3 separate regions of the Homo sapiens genome follow, and regions 2 and 3 are each linked to region 1. Evidence: chromatin contacts called from ENCODE Hi-C or POLR2A ChIA-PET data. All regions are on one chromosome and are shown on one strand. Each heading gives the region's core, a stretch centred on a gene start or an enhancer-like site at or near the end of the contact. The rest is flanking DNA. Distances are from core to core; before and after follow the strand shown.

What was found. Hi-C counts contacts between places; a loop is a spot of excess contacts on that map. ChIA-PET counts read pairs that join two places held with the same protein, here RNA polymerase II (POLR2A). Pooled maps may share reads with other maps.
Region 2: a loop to region 1 is called in a pooled map, with 14 times the contacts of the local background. The contact joins the promoter of ANAPC10 here to the promoter of NOCT in region 1. A Hi-C loop is called at or near these places in 6 of 50 pooled maps.
Region 3: a loop to region 1 is called in a map with no recorded cell type, with 7 times the contacts of the local background. The contact joins the promoter of PRMT9 here to the promoter of NOCT in region 1. A Hi-C loop is called at or near these places in 1 of 37 single-sample maps with no recorded cell type and 3 of 50 pooled maps. POLR2A ChIA-PET finds 5 or more read pairs at or near these places in 1 of 52 experiments (GM12878).

The regions. Positions count from the first base shown.
Region 1 is chr4:139,014,394-139,019,022 of GRCh38, forward strand. It overlaps NOCT (nocturnin), which reads left to right and starts at 1,388. Exons shown (of 3, transcript NM_012118.4): 1 at 1,388-1,778. The coding sequence starts at 1,589. RefSeq lists enhancers at 1-947, 84-1,005, 1,038-1,387 and a silencer at 1,528-1,827.
Region 2 is chr4:145,096,580-145,100,821 of GRCh38, forward strand. It overlaps ANAPC10 (anaphase promoting complex subunit 10), which reads right to left and starts at 1,617. Exons shown (of 5, transcript NM_001256706.2): 1 at 1,541-1,617. ABCE1 (ATP binding cassette subfamily E member 1) reads left to right here and starts at 1,732. Exons shown (of 18, transcript NM_002940.3): 1 at 1,732-1,840. RefSeq lists enhancers at 872-1,743, 991-2,190, 1,324-1,373, 1,454-1,713, 1,744-2,615 and 1 more.
Region 3 is chr4:147,681,842-147,686,432 of GRCh38, forward strand. It overlaps PRMT9 (protein arginine methyltransferase 9), which reads right to left and starts at 2,322. Exons shown (of 12, transcript NM_138364.4): 1 at 1,958-2,322. The coding sequence starts at 2,146.

The DNA of each region.
Region 1 (4,629 bases), core at 138-2,637:
TATAGATAAGGAAACTGAAACTGAGGCTTTAATGACTTCCAAGGAGCTTGTCTGCCAGAAGTTGTAATCAACTTGTGCCAGCTGATCTGTCCACACCCTCTATCCACAGGTGTTAGATATGTAACCTAGGTCTGAAAAATATTTAGAATATTCTTGTGATGAAAAGCTTGCAATTCCACAACACAGGGGAATCAGCAAAATCATGGGAAAACCAATAGAATACATTTCTAACTCATGAATCATTCAGAGAAAAATCCAGTCTTGGGTTTTCCCTCCCCCTCATCCCATTTCTATTCCTGATTAGTCATCATTTCCTGCCCAGCCTGTCTGAGATGTTTCTTCCATCCTTTCTTTTCCAGTAACAGTAACCTGGTGCGGGTCTACAGTATCTGTTATCTCAGCTGATTTCCTTTCTGCCTTTTCATGAACCAGAGACATGTGATTTCCAATTAAAGCACAGCCCTGACCATGTCTTTGCTCAGCTTACAAAACGTCAACGGCTCGCAGCTATCCACCGAATTAAGCCTACTATAATCCCCTTCCTTCCACACTACAACCTATCCACGCATCTGTCCTCTTACTCCTTAGCTTCCATCTTACATGACTAAGAGTTGTTTCCCCAAATACACCCTTATTTACTTTTTTCATTTATAACTCACCACCACCCCCTCCAAAGTTTCACGTGGGTAAATTCTAGACCTCCACGTCATAGGCCAACTCAAATGCCAATCCTTCTAATGAACCTTCTAGAGAGCCCGGGCCTGTTGTCATCTCTATAGCCAATCTTTGGCATCTTGTGGCAATAATCTCATTCTACCTTGTAGAGCTTTCTGGTCTGACTTCCCTTGCCACCTTCTGCTCCCTTTGCCTAAGTATAACACTTTTGAGGAAAAGAACGCTGTTTTAATCATCGTCGCCTCGCCCACAGGCGGTGCTTTATTGTGCTTAATATCGTTTAACGCATCACACACTGCCGAGGGGGTCGGAGGCGGACGCCTTTTGCTGTATCCACACAGACCCGCGCAGGCACACACGTAGGCCGTCTGCCACTCTGACAGACACGTGTCCCCTGGGCCACAGCCCTGGAACTGTCTCGGGATTCCCAGCCTGTGGGCGCTTCCATGCTGGCCAGCGGAAGGGGACGCTTTTTTCTTCAGAACAGCTCCAACGGATACCTCTTATTTTAGACCGCCTGCGGATTCTATCTATAAATCAGCCTAAGCCCCGCTTCCTTTTAAAACAGGATTACGCCGGGTCGAGGGAGCCTGGCGTGGCCGCGCAGTGGCCGGGTCCCGCGGATTCCCCTCCAGCTCCCGCTTGGTAGCGCCCGCTTTGTCAGCGCGCAGCGCTCGCCGGGCGCCCTGCAGGTCTCGCCAGGTCTCACAGCAGACGGTGCCGACGCAGCGGTGTTGCACCTCCCTCTCCGGCTCTGCTGCCCGGGATTTCCCCAGAACCTGCGCCGCGCGAGAAGGAGCCTGGGAGCATCCGCCCACACTGCCCGGACAGTCGGCTCGACTCGGTGCCCTCGGCCCCAGCCGGGCTCCGCTCCTCGGGCGCGCGAGGGGCCGTGGTGGCGGCGGCGCCCGGCATGTTTCATAGTCCGCGGCGGCTCTGCTCGGCCCTGCTGCAGAGGGACGCGCCCGGCCTGCGCCGCCTGCCCGCCCCAGGGCTGCGCCGCCCGTTGTCCCCGCCGGCTGCTGTTCCCAGGCCCGCATCCCCCCGGCTGCTGGCGGCGGCCTCGGCGGCCTCGGGCGCCGCGAGGTCGTGTTCCCGAACAGGTGAGTGCACCCCAGTTCCGGGCGGAGAACGCCACGGCCGCCAACGCGCGGCCGCCACCTGGAGACCGCGCGGAATGAATGAGAAGCCCGGGGCTGCCGGTCGTGGAGTCTGGCCTGAAAGTGGGTCCTTTACCGGAGCAACCTTCTGCGTTCCCTTTTTCCTCTTTCCCTGTTCCCCGACTTGCCTGGGGCTTGCATCAAAGCTAGTAAGAACTGGGAGACTGTATTCAGGTTCCCGCTTGACCCTTAGAGGCCATGCTTTCAGAATTTCTTGTTCTTGACCGTTAAATTTCCCCCTTCCGAGGCCGCGAGTTACTATGTTGGTTACATTTTTTATTGCACGACTTAACGGAAATTTTTATGGAAAAAAAAATCTAAATGATGCTTATTTGCTTATATAGCTTTCATGGTCTAGATATTAAGTTTTTTTTTTAAGTCGTGATAATAACACATTGATTCGTTTTACGTTGTTTTTTTTTTTTTTTTTTTTTTTTTTTTTTGAGATGGAGTCTCACTGTGTCACCCAGGCTGGAGTCCAGTGGCACGATATCGGCTTACCGCAACCTCCCGCTCCCGGGTTCAAGCGATTCTCCTGCCTCAGCCTCCCGAGTAGCTGGGATTACAGGCGCCAGTCACCACGCCTAGCTAACTTTTGTATATTTAGTAGAGACGGGGGTTTCACCATTTTGGCCAGGCTGGTCTTGAACTCCTGACCTCGTGATCCACCCGCCTCAGCCTCCCAGAGTGCTGGGATCACAGGCGTGAGCCACCGCGCTCGGCCATTTTACGTTTCTTTGGATTTTTTTTTTTTGGAGGCTTCCACTCTTTATAGTTAACATCATTTTTTGTCCTGTGTATCTAAGATCTTGTAAAAGTGAGGCCTTAGTTTCACCAAGAGCTGTTTTCATACATCATAATAACTACCCTGAGTTTTCCTTTTTTGCTACCTCTGTTTCTGCCTGGGCACACATTACCATGGCCACAAATTACATACAAATTAATTATACTTTAAAAATTGATAAATTTTTTCTTTCAAAACTAGGCAATACATAACTTTTTTTTTTTTTTTTTTTGAGACGGAGTTTTGCTCTTATTTCCCAGGCTGGAGTGCAATGGCGCGATCTCGGCTCACCGCAACCTCTGCCTCCCGGGTTCAAGCGATTCTCCTGCCTCAACCTCCCGAGAAGCTGGGATTACAGGCATGCGCCACCGCGCCAGGCTGATTTTTGTATTTTTAGTAGAGATGGGGTTTCTCCATGTTGGTCAGGCTGGCCTCGAACTCCCTAGCTCAGGTGAACCTCCCGCTTTGGCCTCCCAAAGTGCTGGGATTACAGGCGTGAGCCACCGCCCCCCCGGCCTATAAAATTTAAAAAAATAGGCCGGGCGCGGTGGCTCACGCCTGTAATCCAGCACTGTGGGAGGCGGAGGCGGGTAGATCACCCGAGGTCAGGAGTTCGTGACCATCCTGGCCAATGGGCTTGGGCGTGGTGGCACTCGCCTGTAATCCCAGCTACTCTGGAGGCTGAGGCAGGAGAATCACTTGAACCTGGGAGGCGGAGTGTTGCAGTGAGCCGAGATCGCACCATTGCACTCCAGCCTGGGTGACAAGAGTAAAACTCCGTCTCAAAACAAAATTAATAAAAATTTTAAAAAATGTATATATTTTAAAAATGGTCATCTGGAATGTGATTGAAGCCAAGACTTTAAACTATTCGCATTGTTGGCAGATATTTAGGTATTTCCCAATCTAGTATCAAACTCCTGGCCTCGAGTTATCCTCAGACTCTGGAGCAGTTGAGATTTGCAGGTGGAAGCCACCATGCCCAACTTAGTCATTTTAAAATTAGGATGTTGAATTGGTTGCTGGAGATTCTGAACTATATTGTTCCTTAGAGTGAACTTGACAGTTAGATTCCCCACCCCCACCCCCAATTTCGTAGGAATGTGGTACATTGTGAAATAACTGCCAGAATGAGTATATTGCCTGATAACTTTTTTCTTGCTGGAAATTTTAAGAACAACATTGTTAGAGGTTTGAGGTAGGAAAAGTAAAAGAAAACCAGGTGATGTCTTCTGTACCAGCTTATATCTTAAATTCCCTCAAAGTCTCAGAGGCAGGGTTAGTAGGTACCTCCTCATGGGAATACTGTTAGCTTGTGTAAAACATAGATGGCTGTGTTATCTGAGTAATTACTGTTATCTGAGTAATAATATCAGGTCAGATTGGAATGTTGGGCTTTTGACCCAAGAAAGTGTTTAATGAACTTCTTTTAAGAAATCCCCTGAAACCCCCTAGTTTTACAGATAAGGAAATTGAAGGACTTTATGGTACTTAAACTTTTGTAGGCAGTTACTATAAAGTCTAGACAATTTTCCTGTTCATGCATTTTTAGCTTCAGCAGCTTGTTGGAAGAAACATGCCTGCATTGATTCATTCATTGCTTGTTCACTCATTCCAGATCTTTACAGAATGTCTCACACAATGTAGGTGCTTTATTATGGGAGTTAAAAACATGAGCTTTAGTCAGTCCCTAAGGAGTTTACTGCCCAGTAAGAGATGAGATTTGCACAATGAAATGGCTGTTTAATGAAATGAAACACCTTTTATTCTCTTGACTTGGAAATGGCACAAGGGTGCAGGAAAGCAGGAAGTCCCTTTTGGGCTTCTAGAAATGGGTGGCATTTCAGCTGGCTCTTGAAGCATGGTTAGGATTGGAAGAGATTACTATAAAGCGTTTTGTTTGGAAAAAGCAGGAGTAAATGCAGAAAGGCATGAGACACACACAGATGAGGAAGGGTGAGAGAAGAGGCACTTTGCAAAAATGGACATTGTTTTCCAAAGAGCCTCAGA
Region 2 (4,242 bases), core at 367-2,866, 6.1 Mb after region 1:
TGATTTTTACTTCTACAATGCTATGCAGTTCTATAATTCTGTGCCTGAAAATTCAAATGACTTTTAGCCCTAGAAAAGTCAGACTGAAATACTTTTATTCTAGGAATATATAAATATTGATCCTCATTTTATTTACTTAATTCCTTTTTTTTTAGAGACAGGATCTAGCTATGTTACCCAGGCTGGTCTTGAACACCTTGCTTCAAGCGATCCTCCCACCTCAGCCTCCCAAGTAGCTGGGATTACAGGTGTGATCCCATCACCCCACTAAGATCCTCATTTTAAATATTCATTGAGTGATGCAGAGAACAGTCATACCTGCCCTCTAGCTGTCAAAAGTTTTATTTAAGACCCAGCCCGGTGGCTCACACCTGTAATCCCAGCAGTTTGGGAGGCCAAGGCAGGTGGATTGCTTGAGCCCAGGAGTTCGAGACCAGCCTGGAATATGGTGAAACCCTGTCTCTAAAAAAATTCCAAAAAATCAGCCTGGTGTGGCGGCACACACCTGTAGTCCCAGGGGGGCTGAGACAGGAGGATCACCTGAACTGGGAGGCGGAGGTTGCAGTGAGCCGAGATCGTGCTACTGCACTCCAGCCTGCGTAACAGAGCAAGACACTGTCCCAAAAAGCACAAAAATAAGAAAAAAATGTTAAAAGTTCACTTACATATGCTCTTACCATAGAAGATAAGGTCAGGAAAATGGCTTCAAGATTTTGAAGTGAATAACTGGCCCATTCTAAAAAGGTTGACCTCATCTTTCACATCTTTTGTTAATTTTACTAAGTCTATTCATATGTGAAAAAACACTTCAATACTGGATCGTGAACAATATGTAAAACTGCTTTGGTAGCGCAGTTACTGCTACTGAACATTGTTATATATGCTATTCAAAATAGGTGCAATAGTTCTGCATACCGTTTCCTTGACACCTCCCATTGTATCCGAAGTTGTTCTTTAATCGGCACACAAGCACTTGATACTTACTAAATAACGGCAGACACAACGGACTGTAAACTTTGGCAAGGCCTGAGGCTTAAACGCTCAATAAGTAATTTACTGAATGAATAAACAGATGAATAGGTTCAGTTATGAACTAGTTGTCACTTGCCTGCAAGTTAGGTGAGATCTAGGGCGAGACTATTCAACCTGCAACCATCATTACTAACTGAATGTCCTGTTACCTAAAAAAAGATAGAAATAAAGCCCATCTTTAGGGCAGAATTCAACTGCCGGACTTGGGACTGGACGCCACCAAGTGGATAAAATATGGAGCTCGGAAAAGATTGGATTCCCGGCCCTGAACTGACCACACAGTTGAGAGGAAGTTGAGGCCTAGAAGAGCGCGCAACAGTAAGCCGTGTCGGCACCAGACTCTGTTGGTCCTACTGACACCTCCAGCGTTAGAATGACTAAGGCTCCACTCCTGACCCACCGGCCTTGAGGAAAGCGCAAACGTAAAAAAAGATTGAAACCGGAGAGGCGAATGCATCTGTTTACGCTAGGACCACGCTCGACGTCGGAGAAAAGCCCACACACTCACAGTTTCCAGACCTGGCTGCTTGCCGAAACTCAGATTCTCGGCACCTCCAGCAGCTGGCTTCGCCAACGGCGTTGAACAAGGGTCGCAGCTCAATGACGTCATATCTCCCTACCTACCTCCAGGGTTCCGCCTCACGCTCTATGTCGCGCGCGCGCACTACGTCCTATGGCTTGCGCGTGCGGCGGCTGGGCACCGCCATTTTGGCCGGTGGCCGTGAGAACACGCTGTGTGGCTGAAAAGTGAAGGCAAGAGCTGATTTGGCCTCTGTGCTCCCCTCCGCAAGGGGATCGTTTTCTCCAGGTACGTGAATAGCCCGGAGAGGTTTGGCCGTTAGCTGCCATCTGCCAGGTTGGAAAGAATGTAGGGACGTTCTCCGAGAGCCTTTGGTTAGGCCTTAGGTGGCGGAGACAGCAGCAGCGCGTGGCAGCGGTTCCTGCGGGACAGCTGGAACTGATGGAGCGCGGGCGACGCCGAGAGCTTGGGGGCGCCTCGGTCTTCCCCTCCAGCCGACCCGGCTGTCGCCGCTGTTGCCTGCCACACCCGCGAGGGACTTCGAGAATGGACCTAGATGCCGTAGTCTCCACTCCCCCTTTACCCCACTCCCGCCCTGAAGCTAAACCTGCTGGAGAGGAAGGCACCTTTAGAACTTACAGCACTCTCTAGTACCCCCACACTCCTCCAGCACCCAAAATGGATATATTGTCACATGTGCATATTTGGTTGTGGGAAGTCGTGGCTTCCACGTTTTGTTGAGTGGAATGAGTCATGGCATCTTGCCGCCATGAAGTCGAATACTCGCTGTCCACTCCCAGGCTTTATAGAAATGATGCCCACATGTCACTCTGCTTTTCTCAGAACAGCGTGTACGCAGCTATGACTGGGGTTGTCCCAAGTAGTTTCCCAGTAGAAATCCTATAGTTTTTTTGGTACGCTTTTGTAGCACTAGGCACTTTCTCCCCTTACCCGTTTTTCCTTTTATTGTATCTAATACTCATTGAGATCAAGGTTGATGTCTTTACTCAGAATACCTTTATTATCTCTTCAGGGCTTCGTACATTGTAGGCATTTAATACGTATTGTGAATGAATGACAGCCAAAGCCGAATTCCCACCTCCCATTAACTACATAAGCTTATTTTCTCTTTTTTGATGGTAAAAATCTATAAGAGGAAGAACTGTCCAAATAACATGTTTTATTTTTTTACTCTTTCCCAACAGGACTGCTAACTAGTCATTTATGATAGTGGCATTTATGTTGCAGTAGTTTGTCCCATATTCTGAGAATATTCATTGTATACCAGCCACCTGACACTAATACTTTGTTAGTGTAACCAAAGGCTCAGAACCTGTATTTGAACCAAAAGCTGTTTGGGGTTTGTGAGCTTTTTGAGAACTTAGTTCTCCCCTATTTTAAAAAAGGGAGTTTTTTTGTTTGTTTGTTTGTTGGAAGAGCATCTAACAATTGGGAGAGAGGGGGAGAAAACAATATTAAGTTAGAGTTCTTCTAAATGTCTTAAACTTAAAACTCTTTGAAATCAGAGCCGTGTACCACTCCTAACTTCTACGTGTTTTGTAAGACTAATAAACTACAATAAGCATGGGTTAGACTATTTCATGTGATACTAAACATCATTAGTTAACAGCAGTCTTTGAAATGCTTTTACACAGCGTTACAATTATTTTGGCTTTAGACTGTAAATGCTTCTAAGTATTCCTCACTTCCTTTTTTCCTCTCAGCTGTAAGAATGACACTGAGGGTCATTGTTCTAGTGTCAATTTTGAACACTTTTGTCTTCGAATCTGAAATATCCGCAAATCCTTCTTTGTTTGCAGGAGCCTGTTAACTATAATCTTCCTCTCCAAGCTTTACTGTGCCTAGGTTTTCTATTGAAAAACAAGTAGGGAATCCCCTTGCCCCAATTATTGAAACTGATACAGAAATTGAATTAAAAGTGTTCACACAGTTAATTAACAGTTCTACAAAGAATCCATGTTCATTTTTCTTAAATGCATTACAATTTATCACTATTTTTATATAAATCAGTTTATTAACCACTTCTGGTATGTTTTTATTCTACTGTAAAAATCAAGCCAGGGTAGTGACATGCACCTATAGTCCCAGCTATTCGGGAGGCTAAAGCAAGAGGATCCCTTGAGCCCAGGAGTCCCAGTCTGTAGTGTCCTGTGATCACTGCCCTCAGCCAGGACACCATAGCAAGATCCCTGTGTCTTTTTAAAAAATTGTCTTTTACAGTCTTTTGGTTTTTAAAATAGTTTGAAAAATTAAATATTTTAGTAGTTTAACAGAAATAAAGTTTAAGCAATTTCGTGGTGATTTATCCCCTGGAGGGGAATTCATTATGCTCTTTCACTGAGTAATTGTAGAAAGGCATTCAGTATTTAAATTAGAATGCATGGTGTCCAGTTTTAATAGCTTGCTGAAGAATCTTCATTTCCTAGGAAGTTGTCATTTCCCGAATAATAGCTTTTTTGTGACAATTCAAGCCATCTAATTTCTTCCTCTTCTAATCTTTACAAGACCTGGACCAGTTTTTAGAGGAATAGAGTCAACCTGTTTATTGGAATAACCCTGTACTTATTACATGAACATTTAGTCTCCTTTTGAATGATTTTTTTTTTCAGTATGTAGTTTAGTGGACAACTGTCACTATAAAATATTGGTAACTTGCAAGATTTCTAAAG
Region 3 (4,591 bases), core at 1,072-3,571, 8.7 Mb after region 1:
GTGGCTTGGTGTGGCCGGAGTTTGGGTATGGGGAATAGAGTAGCAGGCAATGAGCATTTTACAGGGGGCCCATACAAACAAACACAGACTTTGTTCGGCAGGAAACAGACTAGTTGCTTACCCTACTGAATGTCAGGCATTGCACTACAAATTTTAAATATACTTTTTTATTTTTTCTTTTTGAGATGGAGTCATACACTGTCGCCCAGGCTGGAGTGCAATGGCACAATCTGGACTTACTGCAACCTCCGCCTCCCGAGTTCAAGCAATTCTTCTGCGTCAGCCTCCTGAGTAGCTGGGACTACAGGCACATGCCACCACGCCCAGCTAATTTTTTATTTTTATTTTTTTTTCTGAGACAGAGTTTCGCTCTTGTTGCCCAGGCTGGAGCGCAATGGCGTGATCTCGGCTCACCACAACCTCTGCCTCCCAGGTTCAAGCAATTCTCCTGCCTCAGCCTCTCGAGTAGCTGTGATTACAGGCATGCACCACCACGCCCAGCTAATTTTGTACTTTTAGTAGAGACGGGGTTTCTCCATGTTGAGGCTGGTCTCGAACTACTGACCTCAGGTGATCCACCCGTCTCTGCCTCCCAAAGTGCTGGGATTACAGGCGTGAGCCACCGCGCCCGGCCTAATTTTTTAATTTTTAGTAGAGACAGGTTTTCACCATATTGGCCAGGCTGGTCTCAAACTCCTGACCTTGTGATCCACCCGCCTCCGCCTCCCAAAGTGCTGGGATTACAGGCCTGAGCCAGCACACCCAGTCTAAATATACTTTTAATACCCAGTAAACATTTTTAAGAGAGGCTGCGTCCCTGTTTCACAGAAGAGGAAACTAAGAAACAAGTAACTGAGGAAAGATCACTTGAGTTGATCCATTTTTCTATTGCTGCCTACCAAGAGAAGCAAACTGTATCTCAACATATCATCTCCTCCTCAAGTAGGACAGCTGGTCCTGAAATTTACACTAAGTTTACATGAACTACAAACATCTAGACGCTACTGACATTTAGTGGGTAGAGATCAAGGATGCTGCCAAACATACTGCAATGCACAGGACACCTCCCCTCCCCCATAACAAAGAATTATCCCATTCAAAATGTCAATAGTGCTGAGGTTGACAAACCCTCAGTCTAAATGAAGCAAAGTAATTGCAATTTTAAGTTAAATCATTTTTCGTAATTTAGATTCTAAAAGTACTTCAAAAAAGAACAGCATTTCAACAGAGTAATTGTTGCAAATAATCCAATAATTGAAGTTTAAAGAACGCATCATTAAATGATAATCACTTTAGGCTAATTACACACTTTATTCAACTAGAGGCCCACTATATTCCTACTACACACAATATAACAAATCCAAAAGCCCTCAAGCCAGGGCATGCTTAAATTAGATATAAGGAGAAGAGGATCACGTGAGACCTCATTTCCAATTCGAGGGCCTTTAAAATTTTAAACGAGATGAAAGTTTTGAAACTGAGAAATGACAACATTTGACTTTTGTTGCAAAAAGCTAGCTATGTTGACACAGACTGCAGGAGAGAGCTCAGTTGAGAGCCGACTGCAACAGCCGGCAGATGACTGAAGCTCGAACCAGGGTAGTAAAGGGGAAGATGGTGAGAACTGGTAAGATTCTGGACATATTTCGAAGGTGAAGACGGCAGGATTTTCCTCTGGGCTGGTCGTAGGTGTGAATAAACGAAAGATGTCAAGGTTGAACAGTAAACATTAATAGCAAACACCCAACCAAGCACCCTAGCCCCTCCGCCTTTTTTCTTTTCTTTTTTTTTACGAGGACGTTGGATCGGCCAGCAAGTGAGAAAAAAGGGCCCTAAATATTAACAGCAACCACCCACCCAGGCACCCTAGCCCCTCCGCTTTTTTTTTTTTCTGTTTTTTTTTTTTTTTTTACGAGGACGTTGGATCTGCCAGCAAGTGAGAAAAAAGGACCCTCACCTTCACGTCGTGTTTCAGCTCCGGCGCCAGGCTGAGCACGAGGAGGTAGTGGGCATAGGCAGTGCCGAAGTCCTGGACGCCCAGACAGTGCTCTGCGCTCTGCAAGGACCGCGACACCAGCTCGTCCCGGCCGGCTGCCCCAGCGCCACCCCCGGCGTCTCGGCGGGACCTGGGCCGCGAGTTCGACATGGCAGTCACCACTTGTATGGCCAAAGGGAAGATATTTTGTAAACGTAATTAGAAAACTCTCTCGATGCTACACTTCCAGGGACCAGACAACTGCTCAAAAAACAGCACAGCAAAGTTACCCTCCGCCGCGGGTGAACTCGCCAACCCCAGCCCAGGCGGAAGCTCCGCCCCGTCCTGGCCCCGCGGGCGGCGCAGACCGTGACGCATACCCCACTATTGCGCACCTGGCCAGCGGCGCACGCTACGCGAACGTCAGCGCGCCCGACGTGGGCACGTCACTGCTGCCCATTCCCGCAGGAGCGACCACTGTGCGTGAGCATAGGAGAACGTCTGTGGCAGGACCTGTCCGGTCTTGCGCCCTTTTTTTTTCCCGGCTGAAAGCAGAGCTTTCTCTCCCTCTTGCACTCCGGGAGTGTGTGGCTTTCGACTGCAAGACCCTGTTGTACAGACCCAGGCAGCGCGAAGCGCCACCCGCTCATGAGGGACGGTCAAGCATTTGTGATGATGCTTAAGACATTTTGGATCGTGATGCACAAAATTTCAAGACCTGAAAGAACCTGGAGATAACAAAAGCATCTCAGACGTGGTAGAGGAAATGCTTTCACAGGCATTTCAAATCATTCTCACAAAACCTGGCTAGGTGGACCTTTGGATCACACTCGTCTTAATGATGGCAAACGTGGTATCTTGAGAAGTGACTTGCTGGAGGTCACACAACCAGCTAGTGGCATAGGCATGGTTCAAATCCAAGTTCTCTGACCACCTATCTGTTCAGTTATAAGATGAGCTTAGGGGTTATTTCACTGTTCGTGTCTTATCACTGTATAGTGTTTACATTAATACAAAGTTTTTCCACATTCAAGTGTGGCCTCTAAGATACAGATTCGAAACTCAAAGGGAGGGGAGCATAGTTATTACGGCTGAAAAGTTATTTTTGTCCCCATTTTCAAATTCATTAATGGATAATATCTTAAATCGAGCATTTTGCATATCACACTAATACATTTTGAGGGCTCCTCTAATTCTCAAAAACACGTCATGCATTTTTGCCTTCTCTTCTGATCCAATTATCTGAACTACCCTTTTTTCTGAGCACTCGCCTGTGTAAATCCTAATCCGTTTTTCAGGTTCCAGCTCACTACATTGTGAGCTATTCTTAATCACTTTTGTGACCTTTGCACCTAGCGGATTATGATGCAAAGTAAGGACTTTGATTTTTTCTTCTTTCTTTTCTTTCTTTTCTTTTTTTTCTTTTTTTTTTTTTTTTTTTTTTTTTTTTTTTTGAGACAGAGCCTCACTCTGTCGCCAGGCTGGAGTGCAGTGGTGCGATCTCGGCTCACTGCAACCTCTACCTCCCAAGTTCAAGCGATTCTCCTGCCTCAGCCTTCCGAGTAGCTGGGATTACAGGCATGCACCACCACGCCCGGGTAATTTTGTCTTTTTAGTAGAGACAGGGTTTCTCCATGTTGGTCAGGCTGGTCTCAAGCTCCTGACCTCAGGTGATCCGCCCGCCTCAGCCCCCCAAAGTGCTGGGATTACAGGCATGAGCCACTGCACCAGGCCAATTATTTGCATTTTTTCGTGGTTTATCTATAACTTCAAGATTTTCTGTACATAGAATAGGTCATTTGAAAAAATGGAATGACACAAATAACATGGAACATCTGGTCACCTTAAGAAACTGGAATTGGCAACAGCCTTTCATGCTAAAAACTCTCAATAAATTAGGTATTGATGGGATGTATCTCAAAATAATAAGAGCTATTTATGACAGACCCACAGCCAATATCATACTGAATGGGCAAAAACTGGAAGCATTCCCTTTGAAAACTGGCACAAGACAGGGATGCCCTCTCTCACCACTCCTATTCAACATAGTGTTGGAAGTTCTGGCCAGGGCAAACAGGCAGGAGAAAGAAATAAAGGGTATTCAATTAGGAAAAGAGGAAGTCAAATTGTCCCTGTTTGCAGATGACATGATTGTATATTTAGAAAACCCCATCATCTCAGCCCAAAATCTCCTTAAGCTGATAAGCAACTTCAGCAAAGTGTCAGGATACAAAATCAATGTGCAAAAATCACAGGCATTTCTATACACCAATAACAGACAGAGAGCCAAATCATGAGTGAATTCCCATTCACAATTGCTTCAAAAAGAATAAAATACCTAGGAATCCAACTTACAAGGGACGTGAAGGACCTCTTCAAGGAGAATTACAAACCACTGCTCAATGAAATAAGAGAGGACACAAACAAATGGAAGAACATTCCATGCTCATGGATAGGAAGAATCAATATCGTGAAAATGGCCACACCGCCCAAGGTAATTTACAGATTCAGTGCCATCCCCATCAAGCTAACAATAACTTTCTTCACAGAATTTGAAAAAACTACTTTAAAGTTCATATAGAACCAAAAAAGAGCCCGCATTGTCACGACAATCCT